Linked DNA regions of Homo sapiens: regions 2 and 3 are each linked to region 1. The links are chromatin loops, found by intact Hi-C in ENCODE. Cell type or tissue: OCI-LY7. All regions are shown on one strand.

The links. A loop is a pair of places that touch in the nucleus more often than their neighbours do. Peaks named below come from ENCODE experiments on the same cell type or tissue, not always from the same donor. Only the 100,000 strongest peaks of a DNase experiment are listed, where the experiment ranks them.
Region 2: a loop joins it to region 1, with 5 times the contacts of the local background. A loop is called at or near these places in 2 of 110 quality-filtered maps.
Region 3: it touches region 1 in a loop (2.9-fold over the local background); 3 of 110 quality-filtered maps call a loop at or near these places.

The regions. Positions count from the first base shown.
Region 1 is chr10:44,006,832-44,014,831 of GRCh38, forward strand. No RefSeq gene overlaps it. Among named protein-coding and RNA genes, the nearest start is that of LINC02659, 98 kb to the left of the region's middle. RefSeq lists enhancers at 1,536-1,855, 3,986-4,065. In OCI-LY7, no CTCF peak of the experiment used is centred here; DNase peaks (open chromatin) are centred at 4,350 and 7,480; H3K4me3 peaks cover 1,239 bases; H3K27ac peaks cover 1,428 bases.
Region 2 is chr10:43,936,083-43,944,082 of GRCh38, forward strand. LINC00841 (long intergenic non-protein coding RNA 841) reads left to right here. Exons shown (of 5, transcript NR_136147.1): 3 at 7,110-7,199. Among named protein-coding and RNA genes, the nearest start is that of LINC02659, 28 kb to the left of the region's middle. In OCI-LY7, no CTCF peak of the experiment used is centred here; DNase peaks (open chromatin) are centred at 3,599, 4,029, 5,179 and 7,659; H3K4me3 peaks cover 4,718 bases; H3K27ac peaks cover 5,498 bases.
Region 3 is chr10:43,919,339-43,927,338 of GRCh38, forward strand. The region is part of intron 2 of LINC00841 (long intergenic non-protein coding RNA 841); the gene reads left to right. Among named protein-coding and RNA genes, the nearest start is that of LINC02659, 11 kb to the left of the region's middle. In OCI-LY7, a CTCF peak has its summit at 3,523; DNase peaks (open chromatin) are centred at 3,543 and 4,173; H3K4me3 peaks cover 797 bases; H3K27ac peaks cover 1,440 bases.

The sequences.
Region 1 (8,000 bases):
TTCTCCCAGCTTCCCAACACATTCATTTTGAAAAAAGTAAGTGTTTTGGCTTCTGTGTCACAAGCGCTGTGGAGGAATTCTTTCCCAACTGTGCACATTCTGTGGGTTGGGGAAAACCAGCACCCACTTAAGGCACCTCCCTGCTTACACAATCCCCCAGCAGTGACTCTATGTGCAAATGTCACACCTGACTTGGCTCTCCTTCTTCCTCACAGTGCTGGGGCCCACATTTAGGGTTAAACACTGAGATAATCATTTCCTGGTTGTATTCCTGGGAACTGCCCCCAGAGAAACCCCAGTCAGGACTTGCCAGGGGGACCTGCTCTTCTTGCCCTGACTATGACAAACCCAGATTTGCGACTGGGGGTCCTCGCCCCATCTGCCTCACTTGTTTTCACTCTACTTTCTTCTTTGGGTTTGGGAAATTTGTCAAGAAGACCTCTTTCATCTTCCTCTAGAAAAGAGGTCTGAGAATCTGCCCTCCCTTCCTAGAACTTACCACTGTCCCTAACCCACAACTGGTGCTGACTAAACTCAAGTTGGTTGGATGGATGAAGAGACCATTGCAGGCAGCCCTGGAGAACCTCCCTCTTTCAAGTTCCTTCCCAGGAAAGAGTGTCTCTTGGGGCCACGGTTTTGTCCCTCTTCGCTAGCTTTGCCTTCATGGAAAGAATAGTACAAACATTTACAAAGAGCTCCAGACTGAGAAGGTAATTCCCACTTATTCCCAGCTGGTGTGATGTGAGGAGTGTTACCCCACCAGACCAAGGCGCCCAAATCCACATGCATGCCTAATAGCCAGTGGGACACCTGTGCTTTCTTTCCAAATCCCTCAATGAACTGTCTTGAGAAAGACTCACTCACCCACTGCCTAGATCAACCCATACCACCACCAGCCCTGTCTCTCACACTCTACATTTTCCCTGCCGTGTGGTTTCTGGGCTCAACTTCTTGTTTTTTAATTTCCAGGACCAGAAGCTTTCCTATGGTATTAGCATTATAGGTCTCCATGAAGTAGCTGAGTGGGTCGAGAAGTAGAGTTTATGCAAATAATTGGGGAGTAATCAATACTGTAGCTGGGGTAAATAAAACAATTAGAAAGCCATCAACAGGGAAGAACTAATTCTTCTTGGGGGAAGAGAAGAGCAGGGAACACCATCAGCAAAGAGGTGATGTGGGAGCATTTCAAAGGTGGAAGGAAGCAGAAAGAGAAGATGACGGCACATTCTAAAATGAAGGGAGGAGGGGTTGCAAAGGAATCAAAGCATCCCTGACCTCTCCTTCAATCAAAAAACTGTAAACAGAATATGTTTATTTATATGCGTTAGTATTTTTTCTCTTTGCAGGGGTAATTTTATACCTTTATGGAAAATCATTTAAAAGCCTTTTATCTATTAGAATTAAAAAGTATATAAGAAAAACATAAAAGCAGTAAGGGCAATGTTATTTCAGACAACTCAGAATAATTTAAATCGCCATCTGGAAAGCCCATCAGCGACAGAGCCTTCTGTGGCCTCTTTTCTCTCTCTCTCTCTCTCTCTCTCTCTCGGGCTCACAGGTCAGCCCAGAGCATCTGAACATGACCCACGTGGCCCAAGACTCGTGGTGACTTCTCACGGTGGCATGGCTCTGACTTGGAATTCCCCTGTAGAGGTCCTCCTGGGTGACATCATGTGCATTCCATGCTGTGAGGTGTTTCGAGCCTGTGAGTGTGAACTTTCTTTATGGACAGGAAGCAAAGGAAGGAAAGTGAATTTAGGAAAACAATGGTCATCTTAAAAAAGAGGTCAGATTTTAAACAAAAGTTTACCAGCCTGTTTCATATTTCTACTTATTTGGAAACAAGGCTGTTGAACTGTCCTGACAGGCTCTCTCAGACAGAGCTGGGCCCTACAATGGCGTTTTATGCAGGGCTTTGTGGGGAAATTTGGTGAAACAAGCCCCTGGGAGTTCTGTACCCACCCACGCCACAGGGAAGCCAGGGCAAGCTCTCTGCTTTTAAAGGGCTGGTGTAATAGAGCTCAGGGCTGGTGGGTTAACGGCATTACCCTTATTAACCACCTCATTTAATTCTCACCCTGGTGGGTTGTATCTCCCATCTGAGAAAACAGGCTCAGAAAGTTGTTTCTTGCCTACACTGTCAGCACTAGTGAGCGCACAGAACCGTACCTAGGTTCATTTGATGCCAAATGTTCACCCCAACAGAGGGAGGATAAAGAAGGAAGAGAATGGAGGTTAGAATGAGAACCAGTGAGTGTGCGGCCTGCAGTCAAAGTCTGTAATTGTCTCTCCTGTGGCTTGGCCAGGACAGTCCCGCTCATTAGCTTGTTTGGCCAACAGTGGTTTCTAATGAGGGGACTTGGGAAGATAGAGAGAAAAATAGCAGTCACGTGGTAAAAGTGTTAAGGTTTGTAGATGCAATGAATCAACACAGGGAGAAAATAGTCAAGTTGGGAGAAGAGAAATCACTTCCCCAACATTCAAGCTTAACTGATTTGCTTTGGGTTCAGCCTTCCACTCTTGAGTCCAAATACTACATCATGTCTGAATGTTCCTGTCTTGAAATGGTAACCTAATAATCTTCCCAGTCCTCAGGGAGATGGAGCATTGTTTGTTCCCTTCACCTTCTGCCCTTAGAAAGCACAGTCTTTTGGAAATTATCTTTGGCTCCTTGGATTTAAGCACTGAAGGCACTGCAGCCTTGTCGTGGTTCAGAAAGAACGCACGCTCTCCACGGGCCTGTTCGGCCCCCACTCCAGGAAGATGCCACTTGGCCTCAAAATATTAATGTTGGTGGGTTAAACTGGACCCTTAACCTCCTTTCCAAGTCATAACGGGTATGCAAACAGAGGGGTGGTCCTATGTGAGCTGGAAATAATGTTCTTGGCTGCCGCTTCCTTCTCTTTCTATTTTAGTCCTCAGGGACATGGCTTTTTTGCTTCTTTGAGATTTGGGAGTCTTGAGGTTTTATTGCAAAAAAAAAAAAAAAAGAATTCTGTGTGGTTTTAGAAGGCAAGTCACTTTTGAGTAATTTAAACCCTCATTTATCTAAACACGGAGGCTGAGGACCTCTTAGCGAACTGGGTCCCATGTTATAAAACTTTTGGCAAAGATTTGTCATCTATCCTGTGCTCTGCCCACACTCTTACCTAGCAAGTCCCGTCGTCATCTTTCCAAGCCAGTTTGGTCCTGCTGGTTTCTCTTCTTAGGTGTGCATTTTGTGCATGTATGTGCAGATGCCTGTGCACATGAGCGTGTGCTATACAGGAGGTCATGTTACAGAGAGCAGAGGCTGCGGCTGTTTACCAAGCCCTGCAGCCAGTGAGGTTCAGGGATAATTAAGAGAAATCTCCCTTGGCAGAAATGTGCCTGCTTGGGTCTGCTTCTCATTTTGGACAATTGGAAAAGGCAATCACTCAAGTTTTATTGATGCCAAAGAGTTTTTCACAGTCATCAATATGGGTTACAAAAATGAAGTTGTTGACATCTTATTTCTGGGGTTTTTTCTTTCAGATAATTGTAAGCCCTCAAGCATCATATATTCTGAAATAAGGCAGTTCCACCCCAGAACATAGCATTTTCAATGCACTACATGCAATTGATCTTACGGACATTCTGCCAAATTCCTGACCAATCATATCCATCTGTATCTATCAAGCGCATTCAGAGTTCTCTCGCTGCTGTAAGACAGAGGAAGAGTAAAATCTAAGAGTAAAGTCAGAGTAAAATCTGACCTTGATTTTACTCCAAGAGGTGTGAGATAAGATTTAAATTCTACATGACTGCTTTTAGCTATTTCTTAACATGATGTATATTTTGGGTATTAATTCCTAGGGTGTTGTAGAGTTTAGCTTGCTCCCTTAAGCTCCCTGTTAGTTAGGTCTTCTGGACTGCTTTGTTTTTACTCTTGGACCAACCTGGGCTGAGGCTCTACTTGGGAGCTCAGTTCAGCAGCTGTGAGCCCTGATTATCAGCTCTCTAGGTCCTAGGAACTCATTCGAATATCTGCTAGGTTTCCCAGCTTCCACGGGCTGGAAGAGGACATCTTTCCTCCCCATTTGCAGAGAGACAGCAGCCCAGGACTGAGCTCTTGGCAGCAGCCCTCTGTCCCTGTCATAGAAGGCCAGGCTCTGTGCCCAGATGATCATGATGGGGCATAAGGCTGGCTTAGCCAGTCAGGGGCTGCCCTCTGTGAGCTCAGAGGAGACTTGGGCAGGCCTTGGTGCCTGCCCCTCATGGCATGAGGAGCCATGCTGATCTCATGAAGGAGGAGCCATTTCCCCCAGGTCAGCTCCCTGAGGGCTCAGACCTGAAACCAGGTGCACAGGAAGCTGAGTCACTAGGGGCCAACACAGTTGCTCTCAGCCCTGGGGAACGCAGGGGAGCTCATTACAGCTGGCAGAAGTCCTCACCATAAAAGCAGAGGTATTTACTAGCCCAGGAAGGAAATGGAGTGACCCATATGTAGTATTACCATGGAGGAACTCTATGAAAGTCACAGTTTTAGCCATCTTTTGTTTAAGATTAAAGAGCTAAGTAGAATAATGGAATAAGTTGAAGGTATTTGTCAGGCCACCGGGATGATGTCATTTGCTTTCTGTCATTTCTAAAACTGGAGCCAATTTCAGAAACTGAAGCCACCCCTTGCCAAATTATCCTCCTCTATTCTAGAGGGTAAATACTATTCTAGACTGCTCTTACCAATCTCCACTGAAATCCATGTACACATCTATAGTTCCTTTTTGTGGAAAAGAAGTCAAAGTTTAAATAAGTTTCCCAATGCCACAAAAGAGTTAAACAATCTGGACATTTTTCTCAGACCACCTCCTCTATCATCCATCTAAAAATGTGCTTCTCCCTCCAGATATGTGCAATGCTGCAATCAGTTGCCATGGAGACCACACTCTGGCCCTGTACCCTCAACAGCATGGTTAAATAAGTGGTAATGTCAGACCTCTCAAAGCATCTTGGCGGCCCCAATCCAGGTCCCAGAGCTCCAGCCAGCACAGGCCTGGCCAGCGTGGGCACCGGGCTGGGAGCTTGTGGGAGCCTGGGTGGTCTGGTGCATCCCTGGCCAATGTTTAAATGCTGACTTCACGTGTGGGGTTGCCCTGGTGGGTTGCGGTAGAGACACTCCTCCCATGAACTGCTGATAAGAATGAACATTGTAAAAGAAACAATTTGTAACTGGCTATGGCAAACTCTTCTTTGCCATGGGTCTGGATTCATGAAATACAACATGACCCCAACAGAGCTTTAATGTGTTCAGGAGCTGGTTGTTCTTTACCTTCCTCTTGCCCCTCTAATGAGTGATTACCTGCATGCCCATACCCGCTGATGCCCAATGTACACACAGCTAGAAGTATAAATGAGTGCGTTGACCACCGAAGGTCAAAAAATATATATATATTTTTACATGATATTGCTATAAATGACAGGACTGTGGGTCTGAGCCTGCTGGAAAGCAGCTGACTTTAGGTATTCTGTCAGTGGCCTGTTGGGAAAGCCCTGCCCAGCTGGGTAGCTCCATATGGCACCATATTGACCAGTTGCAGTGTCTTTCTTCTGGATTTTGAAAATGAGACACACACAGGGATGTCAACATTGGGCCAGGGTGAGCCAGATGACTCACAGAGAGGGTCTGTGAGAAGACGCCTTTGGATAGCAGGGCGTGTGTGGGCTCAGGGGCATTTGATTGGCAGCAATCAAACGGGGATGCAGAGATGAGAAAAGTCAGATCTCCATGTGGGGTACAGGGCAGAGTGCAGAGCACACTTGCCCAGGATGGGGTGAAAGATGCCTCCTTGCAGTTGGCCTGAATTTTAGATATTTTTCATTGGTGGATGCTTTTCCCTCTCATCTTGACTTCTCTCTTAGGATGAAACCCAAAGCTGTCCTCACTTTTCCTGCCAGACAGATTTCCTTAAGTGAGCCATGTGTTGGTAATGAAATCCTGAACCCACGCGGGGTTAGACAGAACCAGCAGTGCTTGATGATCTATCAGATGTGGGTGAAGACAGAACAGAGCAAGGTATGACATGGTGCCCAGCCTCTGCTTGGCCACAGCCATGGAGGACCGGGCGAGAGAGTGCAGAGAGCGAGGTGGTGCTAATGTGCCCTGAAAAACAGTTTCTGACCTGCGTGATGATAAAATGAATCTGAAGTGCCTTTCAAAATTGTTTATTCTTCCTCCCTTTGCTGCTGTTTCTCCTCCCCTTTCCTCCTCTGCTTCTCCTCTGCAGGGCAGCACATCCATTGAATGTCTTATCAGCTTCCCTGGTGTTTTCAGGGCAAACAGGCCCCCTGATCCATCTCTTGAAGGAAAATCTTTGTTATGACATTTCTAGCTCAGAGCAAGGCATGCTCGATATAATTAATTGGCAATTCCTTGGGATGGAAAAGTTCTGCCAAAAATGTTCTGAGTTCAGGGTGAGCATGTAAATCCTTTCTGAGCTCTGATCTGCAAGCTTGGGGGCAGGAGATCACAGAAATTAATGATTGGCATCTTTTCTGCAGTCAATTTCCCTCTAAAGGTCAGCAGTGGCAAAGCACACCTGGGAAGCAGAGCTTTGTAGAACCTGATAAGAATAAGCACCCCGTGCAGTGTCACTACATGCCACGCTGTCTGTTCTAGCTCATATGTGTGCTAATCCATTTGCTTTTCACAGCCATGTGAAGAGGTACTTTTAATATCCCATTTCCTGGATGAAGAAACTGAGGCACAGTGAGGATAAATAGCTTGCATAAAGACATAGGATGGGAAAGGGCTGGGCTGAGCCTGTGGTTCCGGTCCAGGCTCTCGGGCCACCACACCCCATCCTGCCTTTCTGTATCTCTGCATCTTCCATTGCTCTTCATCTGATGAGCCCTAGGCTTGATTACACCTAGATTTCTCTCCATACTGCAGCCAATTTGAAATTATTTTCTTTAAGTTTTTAGGGGGAAAATACTTTCCTATAGAATTAACCAATAAGGAAATCCTGTTCAGAGAGGACCCTTGCATGGGTTTGCAGCATCAAGGGATTGCTGTCTGTTAGGGTGAAGATGTGGCTAAACTTAAAGCCTGTCTCCTGGAACTAATACTCATCTAGAGGGGTGGGCCCCTCCAGTGCTACTGTGCCCCCTGCAATGGTACAGGCTCAGCAGTTGACACAGGGCTGCTATAGGTGCATGAGCCCATCTGATCTGCACAGGAGTGCAGTGTGCAGGACCCAGGGTGGAGAATTTGGGATTGCACCTTCATCTTCACACTTCCTTTTCCCCTCCCCTTCTCCTTTCCCTCCCTCCCTCCCTTCCTTCCTTCCCATTTTTTCTTCCTCTTTTTATCATGGCACATACATGCTCTGACTACATGCCCCATACAACTCACTGAGCTGACATGTGCTCAAAGACACCAGTCTGCTAAGTGTAGATTGAGGGCAAATCCTTTCTGAAGCCCTCAGGTCCTGAGCTGGAAGCTACCACTTGGCTGATGTAACTCCAGGTGTCTTCTTTGCTCATTACGAGTTGCACAGGCACCTATGGCCTTTTTACAGGGCCTGCAATTGGCTCCAGCTCCTTCCCTGAGGTTTTACACCTTCAGGGACAGTTGAGCTCTTGCTGGCTCATCTTGCTGCCTGAGTACCCAAAATTTGGTGCCTTGAACTGATTTCTGATCCATCAGCTTCGACCTTTAGCCCAGGTGCCGAAATTTTGTTTTCAAAACAGAGCAACCTATAACTCCATCCTGTTTGGATTTTTTTAAACTGTTACTTCTTATTCTTACATAGCTCATTTTTCCCCCTTCAAGAAATCCTTATTCTTCTAAATTATTCTAAACTCTACCAAATTTTCACCCCATACCCTAGAGTCGTAACCCTCCCTCCTCATAGGCACTCACTAAGGACTAGGGACATAGTGGTTCAGCTTTTCCAGGAAGCCGAGGGTTCCTGGCTGTGCCAGGAACCTGTCCTGAGTCTTTTGCCTCTGAATCACCTCTGCTGTGATGCTCCATCCAGGAA
Region 2 (8,000 bases), 71 kb before region 1:
CTTCCCATTATGATCAGAAACAGAACAAGGTGTCTGTCTTTACCTTTTCTAGTCAACAGATACTGGGTGTTCCTGTCAGGGCAATTAGGCAAGAAAGAGAAAAAAGTCACTGAGAGTGGAAAGGAAGAATTAAAGTTATTTTTACTCACAGATGGCATAATAGTCCATGAAGATGTGATGGATTCCACAAAACCTCGTAGAAGACATAACAGAGAATATACTTCAGTAAGGAGACTTTGAAATCAGAAGGTAGATTTCCCAATAAAAAGAAGTTCACAGGAAAAAAAGTAAACTTTTCGGCCATTTAAAAAATGCTAAGACTGACGATTTTTGTTTTTTGAAGATTTATTTTTATTTTTATTTTTGAGACAGAGTCTTGCTCTGTTGCCCAGTCTGGAATGCAGTGGCGCAATCTCGGCTCACTGCAACCTCTGCTTTTTGGGTTCAAACAATTCTCCTGCCTCAGCCTCCTGAGTAGCTGGGACTACAGTCATGCACCACCACACATGGCTACTTTTTGTGTGTGTGTGTGTGTGTGTGTTTTTAGTGGAGACAGAATTTCACCATGTTGACCAGGCTGGTCTTGAACTCCTGACCTCAGGTGATCCACCCACCTTGGTCTCCCAAAGTAGAACTAAACCATTAGGCAATATGATCAGTTGGCAGATGGGCGGAGATGTACTTAGGATAAAAAACATTCTGAAATTCTTGTTGTCTGGGAAGAAATTAAAATATTAACTTTACACTTTTTAAAGTCTAGTATGCACATTGAAATGTAATGGTAGCTAATAAAAATAACAGGAATAGAATGTGTAATTCTAAACCAACAGAGAGCAAGGGAGGAGGATGAATTAAACCTGCATAAATACAATGACAAGTAAAAAAGAAGAAATAAAGAAAGAAAAGGTACAATAAATTCAAGACGAAAGATAGAATGACAAAATAGGCCCAAATATATAAACATTTACAATAAAGTTAGTGATTGTTTCTAGAGAAAAACAACTTTTTCCAAATTAGATTTTAAAATCTAATTATATTACATTTACAAGATGACCTAAACCTAAAGCCTAGAATGAAAGAGAAGTATATTTACATCAAAATTATTAATAAATAAAGCAATACTCATATTAGGCACAATATATTTTTAAGCCTGAAAGCAAGGAATAAAAAGGATAATTACTCAAAAGAAAAAGAAAATATTGATTAGGAAGGCAAAATAGTAAAATAATGTGTATTATTTCTCCAAACCAAAAAACATAGCATCAAATAGGTAAAATGGAATCTGATCAAATTTGGCCAAATTCGCACAGGGATTGATAAACCTGTAATACGCTGGGAGATCCTCATGGACCTCTGTCATAATTGTTGAGCTAAATTAACTGAATAAGTTTAATCTAATAGCTATACAGAGAGAGTGCTGCATCAAACCAGGAAACAGTCACGATTTTCGACCACTTGGAAAATGTATAATGATAGAACTCTCTGCAAATACCAATGCATCATTATCATATAGACCATATTTTCTGACCACAATGGAATAAAATTAGATATCAATAGGTAGAAGGCAAAAAAGCCCTAAACAAACATCAAAACAACAACAAAACATAGCAAACTAAAAAGACTCCTTTAAAAATTTTATGGGTCCAAATAAGTTATTATGAATATTACCAAAGATTTAGAATTTTGTAGTAATATAAGTATTGCCTATCAAAAGCCATGGAGTAGAGCTAGAGCCATACTTAGGGGAATACCAGTAGCTTTAAGTGTATATATTGTTATTTAAAAAAGTTAACACAAGAAAAATGGAATAATCCCAAAATAAGAAAAAAATAAATAATTAAAAGAAAACGTTAATGAAGTTGTGTGTATTACACACACAATTACACACACACCACATATACATTTAAATCAAAAGCTAGGTTTTGAAAAGATAGGTTGTAGAATGGTACATTCTACCAACAAGCTTAATGAAGCAAGGAGAGAAAGCACAGATCACCAATATTAGAAGGAGAGAAGGAGGAGGAGTGTTGAGGTTGGAACAGGCTGGGGAAGGTCAGATTTTGATTAACTTGTACAGTGTGTCAAAGATTTGGGGCTTCATTTCAGAGCAGTGGGAAACCTCGAAAGTTTTTAAGTAGATAGTAAATATATGGATGGGGGAGGGGATGGTGGATTGGGAAGGAGTGAGTTGGACTAGGTAGGAGACACCAGTTACAGAGAGGACTGCAGAAGCCCAAGCAAAAAATGATGGCGGTATTCATAAGGGAAGAAGCAGACAAAATGAAGACCTAGGAGACTCAACAGAGATGTGGATTGTAGAGCAAATGGGATTCAGTGTTTGAGAGTGCATCAGTTAGGTCTAATCAGGAGACAGAAGCCACGCAATAATTTGGACTGAAAAATTTTAACATAAAGAATTCTTGCTGGGCGTGATGGCTCATGCCTGTAATCCCAGCACTTCGGGAGGCCAAGGCGGGTGGATCACCTGAGATCAGGAATTTGACACCTGCCTAGTCAGTATGGTGAAACCCCGACTCTACTAAAAACACAAAAAATTAGCCGGTATGGTGGCGTGCACTTGTAATGCCAGCTACTCAGGAGGCTGAAGCATGAGAATCCCCGAACCTGGAAGGCGGAGGTTGCAGTGAGCCGAGATGGTGCCGTTGCACTGCAGCCTGGGTGACAAAAGTGAAACTCCATCTCAAAAACAAAACAATTCTTAACTGTAATGTGGGAGTAACTATAAAGGACAAAAACTAACTTTAAAGAATACTCTGGGGATGAGGAAAAATACCCAAGGAGGATGGAAACTTGGAGGGCCCCTCACCAAGGCTGGGATTCTGACCCGGTCGGAGAGGGTGTGGCTACTGCCCATTACACGTCACAAAGGAGGTGGCCAGGCGTTGCTGGGCTGCCCAACACTATGAACTGCACAAAGATGGCGCTCCCCATAAGTGAGGCTGGGCAGAGCCCCGCTGTGCACCCCCATCTCCACCTCCGCATGTCATTTCTGAAGCCTCGCCACTCAGTAGTAGGAGGAATAGGCCAGTACCAGCAAGAGAGCCCCTTTCTGCTGCTGCATCCCTCCAGTGTCCTCTATTGACAGTTGAACCTGGTGGCAGTTGCAGATGAGAAATGCTTACAGCTCATTTTTTTGCTGAGCAAGAAATGAGAGATGAGTTTAGAGCTGAGAGGCATTCAACTGCTACCAGATGGGATGCAGGGAACCCATGACTCCCAGGAAATTGGCCAAGTCCCTGAGAGGACAGTTGGTGGCATTCTCGGAGACAGGACCCTTGAGGAAAAACTCTAGAGCAAAGCAGAGGAACGGTGTCAGCATTTTGAAAATGCTGAGCTGAATGACACTGAGAAATGCCCAGTGCAATGATAAACGGGCAGATAGTTTCTCAGGGGCCTGGGGCCTGGATGGGGGCTGGGCTGGAGTGAGAGAGAGGCAGGTCTCCAGCTGTGCTATGCACACCTCAGGTTGAAGATGCTACATAGGTAAAAGCGCTGATGGTTCAGCATGATTAACAAGGTATTGGGGACTACATTTAGACTGAGGCTGGTATTTTGCATTGCAATGGACAAAAATATCGCTGTCACAGCTGACTTGGGGCTCATTCATTGCACATGCAGTGAAGGCAGCTGTGTGGCGGTGGGGCCACAGGGCAGGTAGCATGGATGGAGAGAGGATTCTGAATAACTTTGACTCCGCAGGTTTTTCATAAGGAAGGGCTGAACAAAAGCAGCCAAGGGGGCCAGAGAAAGAGAAAGTAGAGAGTGTGAGATTAGAGGAGATGGGCAAGTTCTAGTGAAGATGCAATGGCCCATAGTGTCACAGAAGACAAAGACTGCAAAGAGGCCCTTAGCGTCAGTGACCCAGAGGCCTGTGCTGAGGCCTGCGCTGACTTGTGGCTGGTAAAGTTTCAGTGGAGGTGGAGGCAGAGATTACTGTGGGCCAAGGAATGGGGGCAGGAGAGGAAACAGCTGGTGACAATCTGTGGTCACATTTGCCTGTGAATGAGAGGAGAAAGGATGAGAGTAACTGTGGAGAGGTGTGAGGCTGAGGCAGGGTTTTACTTTTACTGGGAGAAGGAGCATATTGATGGTGATGAGATTGCGAAGGGTGGCAGATGGAGGTTACATACTGTCATGAGTGTGAGCGAGGGAGAGAAGACTGCAAGGGGCTTGCCCAGAGCCGGCAGTCAGGGATGGCTTAGCACGTTTGCTCACCAGCTGGGAGGCCTATAAATGTCATTTGGATGCCTTCCAGGGATTAGCCAGGGGACACAGATGGATTTAGTAAGGATGATAACAGATAGTTCTCTTTTTAAGCAAGGTCACATGGTAGTGCATGGTGTGTGTGTGGTGTGCATGTGTGTGTGTGCTGTGCACGTGTGTGTGTGTGTTAATAGCTACCAGAGCCCAGGTTTCAAACTGAAATCACTTGCAAAAGGGTGAATATGGCTGTGGGGGCTGGAATCAGAGAATGAAAGGCTAAACACTGGCCACGACCTTCAGTTCTGGCCTGTGAGCAATAAGAAGACATCATTAGCATAGTCTGACTTTCTCTTTTTTTATTTCTATCTGCGGTGATTTCTCAACATGTCTTCCAATGGGCCGCTGTGAATTTCAGCATCAGTCACCAGCTTCTACTTGCACATGAAATGCATAGTCCCCACTCCCAGCTTTTCAGAGTGCCACACATCTGGAAGCAGCCTCCTGATGCTCCCAGCTCCTTTTGGGTTGTGGATTTGTTTATTTTGCATTTATAGTTTTGCCAAGTTTTTGGCAAATTTTTTGTTGATTTACATTTAACTTTATCAGTCTGTTCAGGGTTTCCTTCCCTAGCTTGTTCTCAGATGTGGCCAAGCATCACTCTTCACCAGGAGGTGAGTGGTTCTCTCCTGGCTGTGGGAACGTGAGCAAGGTTGTGCTACCTCCCTTCACCCGAGGCTCACATCCTCTCCTGCAGTGTGGGATGTCTGGACAGTGGCTCTCCTCCCTCCAGAATCCCTCAGGGGGAGACAATAAAGGATGTGTGAAGATATTGTGCTTACAAAGCCATGCACACATCAGGTTGAAGATGTTGTATAGGTAAAAGTGCTGATCATTCAGCTAAATGCAGCAGGACTGCATTTAGACTGCAGCTGGTATTTTGCATTGCAATGGACAAAAATATTGTGGTCACAGCTGACTTGGGGCTCATTCATTGCATTGTATTTTGTATAAAAGTGTATGAGCCAGAGTGAAGCAGGATGCTGAGGTCCTGCCTTTCTGGGCATCTCTGGGAGGCAAACCACACTGTTGGGCTTCCAGGTGTCTGGGTAAGATTGTCCTGCAGCCTACCCCTCCATTCCAGGAAGCTTCCTAATGTTTGGTTTCCAGAAGAGACCAAAAGTCAACTGACTTTAGGAGCCCCAGCCCTGCTGCCTGCCCCACTGGAGCACTTAGCCAGATCTTGCATGTTTGTATTCCTCTGATAACATGTGGGAATCTGGCAGTACTAACTGGAGCGCACACTCCATTAATTAACTCAGCTCCTAGAAGGTGCCAGGGACTTTCCTAGGAGTTGGGGTGCAAAGATGGAGCAGATATGGCTCCTGCCCTTGAATGGCTCATGGTTCAGTGGGGAGATGGTCCACAAAGCATTGGAATAAGCAACCTGAGAGAGGCATGTGCACAGTGCCATGGACACACAGATGAAAGAGCAGTCGATTCTGAAACTGATGAGACAGAATGATGGCATGGGAAGGGAGCCAGGAAAGGCAGGCTGGGCCTGGAAGGATGACGAGAAGCTCATCATGTGGGGAAAAAATAGAGAAATGGCATTCCAGGTAAAGGTGAAAATGGGTAAAAATACAGACGTGGGACTAGGCACTGAGTGTGCAGAGAAGAGGTAGCATCCTATGAGATGGAGAAATGGAGGGATGGAGTGAGAGAGGCTGACAGAAATTAAAACCAAAGGGAGTGTTTGGTGCCCAGTTTGAAGAGAGCCTAATGGCCGAGTTCCCTCTTCAGCAGCGCAAGCTGTAGAAGGATTCTGAGCAGGGGAGTGACTGAGGGAAGGTGTGGATGCCAGAAAGTGAAACTGCGGGAAACAGAGTATGGCTGCAGGGCTCCTGGCTCACCTATTAGTGGGTGAGCTAACAGGGGCTGCAGGCACCATCACCATGGAGCTTCGTGAGGCCCTGCATTTCTGAAAGCTGCTCTGTTCTGCATCTTTCTGGGAGAACTCAGCATGCCTGGGAGAGCCCTGTGAGAGGCCCTGCAGTTCAGGGATGCTGCGTCTCCTGGCTGGAAGCTGAGACTTCCCCAGAGCAGTGCGTTTTAGCAGGGAGTGGCCTGGGCTAGACACGAGGGGCAGTGGGGACTCGAGTAGCCAGGGGTTCTGGCCATGCCCTCCTTAGCAACCCCAGGTGAGCGTGTGATTTAAGGAGAAGCATCTTCAGCTCATGGAAAGAATAAGGCTATCGCCTGTAAGACAGGAGCCAATTTCAAAGCTGCTTCCAAGTGCTGATTTCATCAGCTTCTCATAGAAGAGTGTTTGCTACAGACTCTTGTAACGAACTCAAATCAGCAGCAGCAGGGCAATCTCTTTTGGTGTGCACAAATTTTTCATAATTAAAGCAAGGCAAGGTCATGACCCTTTCCTGCCAAATGTTTCTTTTTGGATCCCTTCAGGCAGAAAGATCCTACTGTCTTCTATTTATGGTACTTCTGAACAAACTCAAAATGAAACTAAAAACTGATGGCCCTAAAGGGGACCCCGAGATACCAGGTGGCCCCACATCACAGAGGGTAGATTCTGAGTAGGGTCGGTTAGTGGCAGTTATGCGGGAAGCTCTACATGTTTGAAAATCAGTGTTCTGTGGAAAGGCTCTGTGACAACCATGTGCTAACAAGAGTATCAGTCAGCCCAAGTGCCACCCAACAGAGGGTGGCATCACCCCATGTCCTCCCATGGCCCAGTGCTACCGTGGTAGGGGAATGGGGATAAGTAACTGTTCTGTCATGAGACAGGTGATAACACGGACCTAGCTCCATTCTTAGTGAAGGAAAATTACCTTTCTATTTTTCCCATCAATATACACCACAACAAACAGAAGACACTAAAGTAAAAGAACCATCAACACAAGTGACATGTCATAGCAGGAGCTGACACAGCCTCACCAGCCCATGCTCGGCCAGACTAGGTATGCTGCTGAGTCTGGGTTGGGAGGCGGGTGTGGGGGTAGCCTTGTGGGGAAGCGTGGGTGGGGGGCATGAGGGTGGCTGGGTGGGGAAGCATGGGTTGGTGGAGTGGGGTGGCCATGGGGGTGGCTGAGTGGGGAGGTGGGGGTAGCCAGATGGAAAAGCATGGGTGGGGGACGTGGGGGTGGCTGGGTGGGGAAGTGTGGGTGGGGAAGTGAGGTGGTAGCCGAGCGGGGAAGAGGGGTGGAGGGTGTGGGAGTGGCCGGGTGGGGAAGCTCGGGGGAAGGTGTGGGGGAGTGGGGGGTGGGGAAGGTGGCAGGACCCGGGGAGGGAGCGAGCCCCCCCTGAGCTGAGCTGCCGCTCCCGACTCTGTGGAGCATGACAAGCTTTACTTGTGCGGAAGTGCTTTGAGTAAATTAAGTCCCAGTTAATCAAGAAGGTTCTGCTTGAATTATGGTGCCTTTGGAGGCACTTTCTTTAGGAAAGGACGCTGATTCTCTTTTTTCACCAGTCAGCATGATTTGGGCCCCGAGGTTCCCGGCAAGGGTGACAGCTTGTCCCCACTCCTGTCTGACAGGGAGCATCGGCCGCTTGTTCCATCCTGTGCTTGTCTGCCTGCCTCTCTGTCATGAGACGCATTCGAAGAGTCCTGGGCCCAAAAGCAACTCACAGTCCAGGAAGACGTCCAGGCCTTGGGTGACGCTCAGTCTCAGTAAATGGCCCTGGCTGGCAGGTGGTGGTGGGAGGGACCCAGGTTGGTCCCTGTGGCTGCCTTTGTGCTCCCTAAATCCCCTTGTCTAGGG
Region 3 (8,000 bases), 87 kb before region 1:
AACAGTGTTTTCCAACTTGGTTCCATTCTCCCTGTCACTTTCAGGTACACCAGTCAAATGTAGATTTGATCTTTTCACATAGTCCCGTATTTCTTGGAGGCTTTGTTCATTTCTTTTTACTCTTTTTTCTCTAATCTTGTTTTCTTGCTTCATTTCATGAATTTGATCTTCAGTCACTGATACACTTTCTTTCACTTGATCGAATCAGCTACTGAAGCTTGTGTATGTGTCACATAGTTCTCGTGCCATGGTTTTCAGCTTCATCAGGTCATTTAAGGTCTTCTCTACACTGTTTATTCTAGGTAGCCATTTGTCTAATCTTTTTTCAAGGTTTTTAGCTTCCTTGCAATGGGTTCGAACATCATCCTTTAGGTCAGAAAAGTTTGTTATTACCAAATTTCTGAAGCCTACTTCTGTCAACTTGTCAAAGTCATTCTCCATCCTGCTTTGTTCCATTGCTGGCAAGGAGCTGCAATCCTTTGGAGGAGAAGGGGCACTCTGGTTTTTAGAATTTTCAGCTTTTATGCTCTGGTTTCTCCCCATCTTTGTGGTTTTATCTACCTTTGGTCTTTGATGATGGTGACCTACAGATGGGGTTTTGGTCTGGATGTCGTTTTTGTTGATGTTGATACTACTCCTTTCTGTTTGTTAGTTTTCCTTCTAACAGGTCCCTCAGCTGCAGGTCTGTTGGAGTTTGCTGGACGTCCACTCCAGACCCTGTTTGCCTGGGTATCACCAGTGGAGGCTGCAGAACAGCAAACATTGCAGAACAGCAAAAATTGCTGCCTGATCCTTCCTCTGGGAGCTTTGTCTCAGAGGGGCACCTGGCTGTATGAGGTGTCAGTCAGCCCCTACTGGGAGGTATCTCCAAGTTAGGCTACATGGGGGTCAGGGACTCACTTGAGGAGGCAGTCTGTCCATTCTCAGAGCTCAAACACTGCTGGGAGAACCACTGCTCTCTTTAGAGCTCTCAGGGACATTTAAGTCTGCAGAATTTTCTGCTGCCTTTTGTTCAGCTATGCCCTGCCCCCAGAGGTGGAGTGTACAGAGGCAGGCAGGCCTCCTTGCGCTGCTGTGGGCTCCACCCAGTTTTAGCTTCCTGGCTGCTTTGTTTACCTACTCAAGCCTCAGCAATGGTGGGCGCCCCTCCCCTAGCCAGGCTTGCTGCCTGGAAGTTCGATCTTGGACTAGCAGTGAGCAAGACTCCGTGGGTGTGGGACCCACTGAGCCAGACGTGGGATATAATCTCCTGGTGTGCCGTTTGCTAAGACCATTGGAGAAGCATAACGTTTAGGTGGCAGTATGCCCATTTTCCCGGTACAGTCTGTCAGGGCTTCCCTTGGCTAGGAAACGGAAATCCCCCGACCTCTTGCGCTTCCCAGGTGAAGCAATGCCCTGCCCTGCTTTGGCTCACCCTTCGTGGGCTGCACCCACTTTCTGACCAGTCCCAGTGAGATGAACCAGGTACATCAGTTGGAAATGCAGAAATCACCCATCTTCTGTGTCAGTCATGCTGGGAGCTGCAGACCGGAGCTGTTTTTATTTGGCCATCTTGGAACAGACCCGCTATTTTTTTTTTTTTTTTTTTTGAGACGGAGTCTCGCTGTGTCACCAGGCTGGGGTGCAGTGGTGCAATCTCGGCTCACTACAACCTCTGCCTCCTGGGTCCAAGCGATTCTCTTGCCTCAGCCTGGTGAGTAGCTGGGATTACAGGTGCACGCCACTGCACCTGGTTAATTTTTGTATTTTTAGTAGAGACAGGGTTTCACCATGTTGGTCAGGTTGGTCTTGAACTCCTGACTTCATGATCCACCTGCCTCAGCCTCCCAAAGTGCTGGGATTACAGGCATGATCTTTCTATTTTTATACAAATCTTTTTATCCCTCCCACCCATCTTCAGGGGAACACATAGCCCCAGGTACATTTGGTAAGGCAGTCGGCATGTAACTACTCAATGCTGCTGGTGCAATGTGCAAATTGGCACAGGCAACACACAAACGAATACGCATGTCCCAGCAAAACTTAATTTACACAACAGGCAGTAAGCACATGGGACCTTCAGGCCAGAGTTTGCCAACCCCTGTTCCACAGAGTCAGACATCTCAGTTCAAGCCCTGTCTCCATCACTAACCAGTTCTGTGGGTGTGTGTCAATGGGAGCCTTGGTTTCTGTATCTGTAAAATGGGCATTACAACCCCCTAGTCACCTCGGAAGGAGCTCACTTCCTAATACTAGCACATTGGCAGCACCTGCATTCTGGAGGGGACACATTCAAACTGTAGCCGTTTCTGCAGCTGGGGTTGGTCTGGAGACGGGGGTGGAGAACTGAGCCTGAGTCCCACAGGTGTGTGCACCAGGGAAGGGCCTAGAATGTGGAACAGGATGTTACCCAGGGAGCTGTCTGCCCTTCATATCCCAGAGAGATGGCAGACTCCCCTCACAGCAGTAGTGAGTTAAAAGGCGAACAGAGATCATGTAGATTCGGAAAACACTGGTGAGCAGTTGCATCTCCCCTCCCTCATCATGTTTGCGTCTTCCTCAAACCAGGGATGGACTTCCAGTAGATTAATTGGTGGTCTTGACTCTGAATCTTCTACGGCCTGTGGTTCTGAAGTCAGGTCCACACCTGGTTGCCTCAGCCATGGCCTGGAGTTCTGGACGTTGTCAGAACAAAGGGCATGAGTGTGTCCCCTCTGCCGTAAGGAGCCCAGCCTGGAGACACAAGGCTTCAGTGACTTTGCCCAGGAGGCAAAGGGCAAGGGCAGGGGTGCCCTGGCAAAGGGTGTCTGTGTCAGTGGCTGCCAAAGCCCTGAGGTAGTCCAGGGGCCAGGGAGAGGGTTCCCCTAGTCGGGGTTCTCTGGGGTGCTCACAAATCACCTCACGTGACCCCAGAGAGAAGCAGCATCGGCAGACGGTGGGACTCGTCAAGCGGGATCTTGGTGGCCCTCACCCTTCCTCCCTTCCTCCCCAAACACGGAGGAGTGAAGACCTAGCAAGCAGGGGAGGGGAGGGAGTAGAAGAGTCCATGGGGCACTCGCAGACAGGCCTCAGCCAGGGACGTTCACAGTGGTGGCTGTGAGAGTTGATGGCTACTTCATGCCGGAAGGGGGCTGTGTTTGTGGGAGAAGGGATCAGAGAACTTCCTCATGACCTGAGAGGGCCTGACAGGCACCGAGACTTCCTCCAGGGACCATCAGGAAGTGGCAGGCGGGGAGAATGGCTGGGAGGTGACCCTGGACCTTTGTGAGGTCACTGATCTGAGTGGACCCTCCCCACCCAGCTGGCCATGGTAAGGAGGCAGGGGCCACAAAGACCTGAGGCAGGGGCTCAGGGTTTAGATAGAGGCTGGGGCAGGGTGGGGACTATGACAGCATGAGAGGGGGCTCTGGGCTGAACTGGGTCCCCTGCACCCCACAATTCCTACATGGAAGCCCTAGCCCCCAGCATCTCAGAATGTAGCTGTATTTGGAGATAGGGCCTTAGATTAGATAATTAAGTTAAAAGGAGGCCACTAGGGTGGGCCCTAATCCAATATACAGTGTCCACATAAGAAGAGGAGATGAGGACCGAGATGCACACTGGGGTGAGACCATGTGAAGACGCAGGGAGAATGCAGACATCTATAAGCCCAGGAGAGAGGCTCAGGAGAAACCAGCCCTGCCACACCTCCATCTCAGACTTCTGGCCTCCAGCCTGAGGAAACTGCCATTTCTGCAGTTTAAGCCTCCCAGTCTGTGACACTCATCATGGCAACCTGAGCACATGAATTCAGGAGGGCTGGAAAATCACTTCCCTCACACCCTTCCCCAGCCCTACTGAACTGCTGCTTCCTCCTCCCCTGTCCACCCGGATGGGGACTCAGTTGCCAGTACCTGTACCTCTTTGTTGAACCCTCCTTCCCCATCTCATTTCACCAACTACTATGAATTCCTGGCGATCCTGCATCTTAAATATCACTGAGAATAGAATGACCCCATAATTTACTATCAAATAGGGACACTTTAGAAGTGAAAGTAATTGTGAATTATGTAAGACAACAAGCAGACAGCAGGCCCGACCTAGCAATGGTGGGGCAAAAGTGGCCCTCTCTTCTTTCTTACCTCCGTGGCTTATTTCAGGTCCTCATCCTTCACCCCCTGAATGACTGACAGGCCTTTCACTTCTCTCTCTGCCTTTGCACTCAGCAACATCCTCCAGTAGATAATTGCTAAAATGCAAATCAAATCATGTTACTGCTTAGCCAATAAAATAACCACCACAAAATCAAGAAGTGGAAGACACACTAAAACTTAATGTGAGAGATTCTCTGTTGCCTTTCAGCATGAGGAGAGCCAAGTCCTTTACCAATGCACCCAGTTCCTCCCCAGCCCCTCCCTTCCAACCCTAACCTCCCGTCCTAAGGGACTGAGCTCAATTTCTCCATGATTCAAGGCTGCATCTTGTTTCTCTGAACATCAGTGATATTTGCTTAGGATACTGTCTCATTCCTTACCTGCCACCTTATACTCAAGATTCAGGTCAGTCATCCACTGGGGAATATGTGTGAAAGATTACTAGCCAGAAGGTTATTTGCTGGTGCAAGCAGACAACAGAGGCCTGTTAGTGGAATGAGGACTGTGACCATGAAGATAAGTCAGGTCCAAGTGCTACATGAGCAAGGAGGAGAGGCCTCACCCAAACTGGAGGGTCAGAAGACCTTCTAGAAGGCTGGTTTGGGAGATCTGTTCCCTTGAAGGAGAAAGGAAGAATCAGGTTCACCAGATGGGGAAAATATTCCAACCAATGGGGCAGGATGTTCCCAGAGAGGGGAGTGGGCTGGACCTTTACGAGAACCTAAAGGAGGTTTGATGTGGATACATCACAACATTCCTAGTCCCCAAGGAGTCCCCTGCATCCCCCTCCCAGGCGCTAATCCCCCATGGGGAACCATTGACTCCTGGCAGCATCCATCTGGCTTGTGAACTTTTGGACTTGCATAAATGAAATTGCATAGTCTTTAGTCTTTTTACTTGTCCCCTGTCTCCATTAGACACTGAACTTCTTGAGGGCAGAGATTGCGTCTTTTGTCTCCTTGTCCTCAGTAGAAGTTCAATAAATGATGTTGGCGAATGAATGAATGAATGCATGGTCACGACTTCACAGGGGCCTGGAAGCCTGGGGATGGCCACGACTTCACAGGGGCTGCTCTGTTCCCACACACACATTGAGGTGACCAGGTGAGGAGTGCATTGACCGTGGGTCTTTGAAGGGACCCTTGACTCAGGGAAAACCTCGGGACTGTGTCCAGATGACTTTTGTTTTGGTTTGAGTGCACAGTAAGTTAGTCATGTGATGTTCACGATGGGCTCAGCCTTCCCATGTGTGAAATGGAATATGAATTTGTCTGTGTCAGATCAGGGAGGGTACACTGTAGCTCTCCAGAAAAGACAAATTTTAAACAGCAAGTACAAAGACTTTTTACAGATCCTGCAAAGTGATTCTTGACCAGGTCCTGTGTGTCATGGACTGTGGTGAGGCATTCTTCTGCTCAGAGAGCAGAGCAGGTGAAACACAGCCTATGGCCATTTTCATTGGTACAAATAAACGAAGAAGCCTTTTTCCACCCAGAGGAGGATTTTTGTCTGTATCCTTTTGGTTTGGTCCTTAGGGAGAAATACTGTAGCCACCATGAATCCCTCCTGCTGCTCCCGCTGAAGCTCCTCCAGCCTCCAGCTCTGTTGCTTTCATGGTCCTTGGTACTTGGGGTTTGCTTTTCAGGTGTACTCACCTTAGGAATTAAATTACGAGTGATCTGAGGCTGGTCCATGTCAGATTCTTCATTTCCAAATGTCAATCTGTCCCGCTTCTCTCCCATTGGGCTTTCTCTCTGTTGAGTACTCAGGGAATACTGGAATAAAATGTTTCCATGGGGAGAATAATTGGGATCAGAAGGGCCCAGAACAGAGAATGGAGCCCGAGCCCTGGTGGGCAGAGGGCTGTGGAACCATAACAGGATTTGGGGACATCACACTTTAGCTCTCTTTGTAACTGTCCCTCAAGCTGGATCTGCTGATGGGCAGCTTTTGGGAATGCATGTCTGCTGTCACTGAGATGGTGGTCTCTGCATACTAAGGCAGGCTGTGAGGGGAGATGAGCTTTGACAAAGGTAGTCTTAGCCAGCTTGGGCTGCAGTGACCACAGACTGGGCGGCTTAAACAACAGACACTTCTCTGGAGGCTAGAAGTCCAGGATCAAGGCACTGGCAGATCTGGTGTCTGGTGGGGGCTCTCTTTCTGGTTTGCAGATGGCTGTCTTCTAGCTGTGACCTCATGTGGTGGGGAAAGACAGACAGAGAGAGAGAGAGAGAGAGAGAGAGAGAGAGAGAGAGAAATAGAGACAGAGATCCACTCTCATGATCTCCTTACCTCCCAAAGGCCCCACTGCCCAGCACCATCACACTGGGGGTTAAGATTTTGACATAAGACTTTGGTGTGTTTAAGGGGGCACAAGAGTTCAGTGCATGATGAGGCTTTCAGCACCCAGGCTGGCTTCACATTGATACAGCGGGTCCTTCTGCTGCTCCGAGGATTCAGCACTGGCAAGCACGGTTTTCACAGATGAAAAACAGAATATGGACCTATGCTTTCCACCCCTGCAGCTGAGGCACGCCGTGGGCTTGCTGGTTTTCCTCTTTATCTTCTTCTTCATCCTAGGTGGCCATTTGCCTCAGGGAGGGCTTCTGATCATACCAAGGCCCCGAGAAACTGTACTTTCACCTATACCAGAAAATTGGAGGGGGCGTGGGTACTGGATACTGACTCCAGTTGTTCCAGATGCTTTCTTTGCAATTTGTATAATGATATTGGGTTCTGGCCAAACCGAACCAACTTTATTGTCAATGACCAGAATGAATCTGTCATGGGAATGCTGTCCTGGCTTAGGCCAGAGCACTAGGGAATACTTCCCATTCCAAATCAAACTCCTTCTGCCGACTCTTTTGCTGCCTTTCTGAAAGGAGCAGAAACCTGACCTTCTCAAACAGATATTGATGGACCTGACCATCAGAAATTTCAGTGCTGAGTCCATGAAAAACATATGTCTATATATATTTGCTGTTGTTTGTGCCATTCTTAGGGTAGTCAAAGACAACCAAAAAATAAAAGGCGTGCATTTGACCTCTGATGCACAGAACAAACAGACAGCATGGGTGGCCCTGCACTCCCTTCTCTTCTTACCCCCACCAGAATGTGTGTGTGTAGCGGGGAGGCAGTAGCGTCAGCTGCTGCGGAGAGGGCACGGGACCTGCTAGGGGGAATGAACTCTTCCCTCCACCAGGGCACCAAGACCACAGGGGTATTTTGGACCAGATGAAGCCTGAAAATAATCTAATTTTGTAACAGATGAGGTATCCACTATGTTCTGCCTGTCTGCAGTGTTACAATGCAATTTCTCAAGCCATAAACTGGAGAAAGATCAAAAGAGCCTCTTGTGGACACCCTTTGGGGAGGTCCCTCATGGCCAAGTGACTGAAATGGGAGGTTGGAGTAGACCATGGCCAGGACTGAAGAAAGAAGGCAGGAGGCACGGACCTTTATGACACCTTCCCTGTCCCTGCCCTGTGGAGGTGTGCTGTGGTGCTGTCTAGAGGAATGGCTCTCCTGCACTGAAGACGGGGCCAGACCCCTTGCTCCATGTTTCTGATCCGTGTTCTGGCCCCCTGCAAGCTCCTGAATGTCCACCCAGCACTCTACCACCAGTGAGAACCTGCGTGCTCATCAGACAGATGCCGCTCCGTCTGCAGGACACTTCCTGTGTCTCAGTCCATTGCATGTCCCGTGGGACTCACTGCAGGGGCATCTCCCAGGTCTTTCACCTGCCCAGCCCCTGCCCCTGAGTCTTCCCTTGGCTCTGCCATGCCCCTGTATCAGACCACCCTCCTCCTGAGCTGGGTTTCTCTCCCACTGGGCTGGGAGCAGCTCAGGTGAGGCTGTGTCCTCCCAGGCTGTCTCCCCAGCAGCACA